Linked DNA regions of Homo sapiens: region 1 is linked to region 2. A link is a loop called in an ENCODE intact Hi-C map of the cell type or tissue named here. Cell type or tissue: chondrocyte. All regions are shown on one strand. Each heading gives the region's core, and the rest is flanking DNA. Links, peaks and the distances in the headings are about the cores only.

What was found. Peaks named below come from ENCODE experiments on the same cell type or tissue, not always from the same donor. Only the 100,000 strongest peaks of a DNase experiment are listed, where the experiment ranks them.
Region 1: a loop joins it to region 2, with 2.1 times the contacts of the local background. A loop is called at or near these places in 4 of 110 quality-filtered maps.

What each region holds. Positions count from the first base shown.
Region 1 is chr11:12,120,937-12,123,738 of GRCh38, forward strand. All of the region lies in intron 1 of MICAL2 (microtubule associated monooxygenase, calponin and LIM domain containing 2), which reads left to right. Among named protein-coding and RNA genes, the nearest start is that of MICAL2, 12 kb to the left of the region's middle. In chondrocyte, for the core only: CTCF peaks have their summits at 1,336 and 1,538; no DNase peak of the experiment used is centred there.
Region 2 is chr11:11,930,242-11,933,043 of GRCh38, forward strand. USP47 (ubiquitin specific peptidase 47) reads left to right here. Exons shown (of 28, transcript NM_001282659.2): 14 at 455-510; 15 at 2,763-2,802. Among named protein-coding and RNA genes, the nearest start is that of DKK3, 77 kb to the right of the region's middle. In chondrocyte, for the core only: CTCF peaks have their summits at 1,416 (motif pointing right) and 1,645; no DNase peak of the experiment used is centred there.

The sequences.
Region 1 (2,802 bases), core at 77-2,576, 190 kb after region 2:
TGGGGAACAGGGTGGGGGGCAGTAAGGCTGGGCCCCCAAAAAGACTTTGTCTGTATCCTGGCTTTTGACCCACAGCCTTCTTTGTGAAGGGAGTCTGCAAGCAAAATGTTGTCTTTGGTTTATCAGGAGGGCAGCCCTTTTTGGAACTCCTGGTTAGGGTCTTAGGATATGGGACATCTGTCACATTCTGCAGCTTGTACACCCAAGTGTGGCTGTCTGAGCTTTGGTGGCTCTTGACTCTGTGTAGCAAACAGCGTCTGCTTCACTTTCACCACCTCGCTGCGGGCTAAGCTCTTCACACGGATCTTCTCCTGACTCAAGGTCAATTTGAGGGGAATAAATAGGGCAGTCGAGGTGCTGAGCTCCTCTGGGGGCTACTGCTGGAGCAGGAGCAGGAGTTCCCTGTCTGTGTGTGAGGGAGGCAGCAAAGCTGGGATGGTGCAGGAACCCAGCTGACCACCTCCTCCAAAGAAAGCGCCTTTGGAAGAATTGGCTCTGTAGGAGTCAGCGGCTGTCAGAGCATTTGTACATCATCTGGAATGATGCTGATTCTCTCCTCTGCACAGCCTCACAATCACCTGAATATCCCCTTCAAGTGCATCCTGCCCTGGGTTTCCTGTGTGCACATTGAGTTTCCTTCTCTAGTTGAAGAGAGAGTTTGCAGAGGCTGGCAAACCTGGAGCTGGACTGAATGGCCTGGACAGGTGGAGCAGGTAGGGGGTTGGTTGCCTCCCAGCCCTCTGGCCATCGTGGCCACAGGGAGGTGGATAAAGGCTGAGCTCTGCTTCCGCCTGCTCCCGTGTTAAGCTGGCAGATGGGAGGCACCACAGCCTGGTGCATTTTCAGCTTTGACATTTGAGCGGGGCTGGCACCTGTTCTCTTCCATGTATGTCTCAGGGACACTTTTGCTTTATGTGATGGAATAAATTGTTCCCGCAAGCAGCAAATGTAATGAGTTTAGTGCTATTGATGGGAGGTATTGATGGGATTTGGGGTGGGGCACTGAAATGGGCTTGCTTTCTTTTTTCTCCTAGGATCAGTGCTACCCATATGAGAACAAGCTGATTTGTTCACTGATTGATAAATTGATTGCTCAGTGCATTCATTCTGTCAGCCAAGATTTTTGGAGTACTCTCAATTTGAAGCATGCTGTCACAGACAGACCATGGGTTTTCAGTCACTGTAAACACTGGACAAGCCACACACATACTATCTCTGAACCTTGGGTTTGTTCTCTGTAAAATGGGAGTGATGCTACTTACCTCACGGGGAGGTTGTGAGGATTAAATGGGGTAATGGGCGTAGCACACCTCTCATGGTGCCTGGCACATAGTGGCCTGCAGGTGGCCTCTTCCCCTCTGGCTCATTCCTGAATTGGCCCACAGGAGCCTTGGAGCACAGATGTGGGCAGGGTTCCTTGTTGCCGCAGGCCTCTCATTCGGTACTGGCCCCTAAGTGCCTTTTACCTTTAATAACTTTTAATTGTTTTTTAAAGACAAGAGTCTCACTCCGTCACCCAGGCTGCAGTGTAGTGCGATCCTGGCTCACTGCAACCTCTGCTTCCCAGGTTCAAGCAATTCTCCTGCCTCAGCCTCCCGAGTAGCTGGGATTACAGGCATGTGTCACCACGCCTGGCTAATTTTTGTATTTTTAGTAGAGACAAGGTTTCTCCATGTTGGCCAGGCTGATCTCAACCTCCTGACCTCAAGTGATCTGCCTGCCTCAGCTTCCCAAAGTGCTGGGATTACAGGAGTGAGCCACCGCGCCTGGCCTGCCTTTAATGACTTTTTAAAGGGAATGGCTCAGTCAAAGCACCTGTGTGTGCAGTGAAGAACGATGGGCCACCTTTCGCTTCCTGGTGAGAAGTTCTTCTCATAAACCTTGGAACTGCAGGTCTGGGAGAGCCTTATCATCAATCCCACTGGATGCTTGACTCCACAGTGGTGGTTTAGCCTGAGTTTATAGGTGGGAGGTGATCCATCCTGTCTTTGAACTCCTCCTTCCTGATGGCTTCCTATAGCTTCTGGCATTTGGTCCCAGTTCTTCCCCTTGGGTGCCATGGAGAGTAGGTCTAATCTGTCTACCACCCAATAGCTCTTCAGAAATTGTTTTTTTTTAATCAAATCTCTAACACCATCAACTGAAAGATATACCATTATTTCATGTACCCTCAAGAAAGAAAAAGAGCTGCCAATTAAACTGTGGCACAATGCTTTGCCATTGCTTAAAATTTTTATTCTATATTTTCTGAATTTTTTAAGATTTTAGACATACTTTTTTTATTTTATATCACTCTTGCATATATATAAAAGTAAATTGGTTAAGGCATTTCTAAAACTTCGCTTTCAGAATCTAACTCTTCTGAATCACTTTTTGACTGAGATTCATCAATGTCCATGGTTTTCTGACTCACTGTTCTCTTCTAGTCAGGTGGGGATGTATTTCTTCATCTCTCTTGTCCCTGGAATTTTTTCCAGCTGCTGACACCCATTATGTCAGTTCTGGTGTTTTCTTGATTTTACCAGAAGGCATCAATGAAAGTTTTTTTGTTAACAACCAGGACTCACATTCCTTCCTTAAATGGTCCTTAAAAGTATTGGCTCCTGAAATGTTTTAGATCATGGTTGTTCAGATATGCCACCAGGAATGAGTCAAATTTCCATATGTGAGGCGGTGACAGCTATGCCACAGCTGCATCCCGGGAGAGATCGTTAGGTTTCAGGGGGTTTTAAGACACATTCTGCTTTCAGACATTTTATAATGGGAAAAATGCATTTCTGATCAGTGAAATACGTTATTTAA
Region 2 (2,802 bases), core at 93-2,592:
ACCTGCCTCCATATTTTGGAAATAAAGTTTGAACACTGACATAGCCATTTGTTTCTATATTATGTGTTAATGCTTTTACACTATAATAACATAGTTGAGTAGTTGCAGCACAGACCATATGGCCTGCAAAGCCTGTGATTTTTACTATTTGGTCCTTGCTGGAAACAACTTGCTGGCCCCTGACTTAACTGTTGTATGTAGACATTCCAATACACAGTTTTGTTAAAGACTTTACTGTATTACCAAGAGGAGATACGGAATCTTCTCTAAATGTGATAAGAGGAAACAGATTTTCCTCTTATCTGGAATGTTTTAAATCTCAGTGTGTCTGTGAACAGTGACATGATTTTCTAATTGTTTTTTAAAAAATCACAATTTAAATATTTCATGCTTAGAAGTGGAATCTTTTTAATCTACTTTTTGTCCTTATTAATCTTTTTTATGTTTCTACTAGTTCCACAAATGCATATATGCTGATCTATAGACTGAAGGATCCAGCCAGAAATGCAAGTATGTTTACCTACAGTTATTTGATTTTAATTTGTGTTATAAACTAATTTCTTTTGTAAGTTTGCAAACCCAGATAACTACTTTTAAATGATAGGATAATTAAGTTGTTTTATGCCTGGAAGAATTATTTACAAAGACTGTTACAAAATAATACCAAATGTTAAGGACCTTGAAAAAATGTTGTTGAATTATTTTTTAATATATGAAGAGACAAAACTACATTAAATAAATTGAATGTTTATTAGTAGTAAGATTATATTATGTGCAGTCTGATGTAGGGACGATAACATTTTTGGAATTATTGCTTTTAAAATATTGCAGTGTTTGTTTTTTCTTGCTAATTCTGACTCAGGCTGTATTACAAATATCTAGGGGGGTGTGTACAGATACATATACAGGTGATGTGTTTGCTCATAGTCTTTTCATAATTAAAAAAAATATAATCACAATCTTTGATTTCAGTATATTTCCTTTGTTTAGACACTACCGTTGCTATTAGTAAATCTGTTTCAAGCATTATGTTTTTATTCACATTTTTGTAAACCCTCATTAGATGGTGAATTCAATTGGTACAAGGCTTAGGACTTACTCATCTTTTCACATAAAGTATATTCTAGGATCTGTCATATAGTAATGTTCAATAATTTACTATGGAATTATTGAAAAAATAAATGGAAATTATAGTAAGTCATTTCAGAACAGAGATTTAAGAGCAGAAGTAATCATTTGTACTGTATTATAAAGAAACTACCCCAAAGAGTAAGCTGACCCAGGTCATAGCTATCTGGAAGCAGAGCCAGTATTGTAATTCATGTCCCTCACGTGGACCCAACCTTCCAATAGTGCAATAACTCAGCCTTCTTTTACTCCCCCAACTCTAGTTTTGTTATAAAGCACCAGAGGGCGCTGTATGACATGACATGGAATATTTTTTAAATTAGAGTTCTTTCCTAGAAACAACAGCTTTTACCTTTTACGGACACATGCTGTTTTTGATAAAATTTTTTTCCCCTTTTTAATGCCAAATAATCATTGGCTTTATTAAATGGTGTCATAATTTCATATTGTCCCTTTGAATGCTTTGAGTTACATATGAAGTTGTAATTATTAAGAAAAACTTTCGTAAAAATGATTATATGTGAGTCTATAGTAATGATTTTTTGCATATACTTTATTCTTTTAACTAATTGTTTAAAAGTAGCCTCACAAATTATATCAGGCTGTCCTCGCATTGCTATAAAGAAATACCCAAAACTGAGTAATTTATAAAGAAAGATTTAATTGTCTCACAGTTCTGCAGGCTTTGCAGGAAGCATGATGCTAGCATCTGCCCAGCTTCTGATGAAGCCTCAGGGAGCTTTCAGTCATGTCAGAAGGCAATATGGGAGCAGGCATTTCACATGGCAAAAGCAGGAGCAAGCAAGTTCCGGGGTTGGGGGAGGGGTGCCACACACTTTTAAATGACCAGAACTCATGAGAACTCAGTATGGCAAAGAAAGCACCAAGCCATGAGGCTTGACCCAGACATCTCCCACCAGGCCCCACCTCCAGTATTGGGGATTCCAATTCAACATGAGATTTGGGCGAGGACAGATGTCCAAACTATATCACATAATCATCACTTTTTGTATTCAAATGAATCTTGACCATATAGAGAGGGAGAAATCCAATAGATGAAGGTGTCAGTTTTATGACTCTGCATTCTTTGGTTAGGAAGCAGCTAAAGACTGCTTTGAGAACACAGGAAAGATAATAGTAAACAAATGGGTAGTACTCAGTAGCAGCAACAGCAGCAGTATTTATTAAGTTTTATTGTATCTCAGGTAGTAACTTTATGGGGTAGATGATATTAATAAGCTGAAGAGACCTACATTTGGAGAAGTAAACTTGCCCAAGGTCACACAGTTTGATGGGGATGGCATGATTTGAAGTCAGAAATTATTTTCAAGTTGCAGAGAGCTTTTTCATTCTAAAATATTAATCCACATACTGGAGTTGTTCTGGAGCCAAGAGCCATTTTGAATAAATACATGGCTCTTTAAGATATGGACCTAACCATGTGTCCCTGTTAACTGTCTCTTAACCCTTTTCTGGACGAAGCTTGTATTCCAAGTTGAGAGAAGGATGTAATGGAGATATATCTCCATGAGTGCTACAGTAGAAGTATATACCATGAGAGCATAGTGAAGCAGGATGAATAAAGGCAGCTCAGTTTCAGTGACACTGTCTTATCCTGTTTTTATTACTAATAGAATTTCTAGAAGTGGATGAATACCCAGAACATATTAAAAA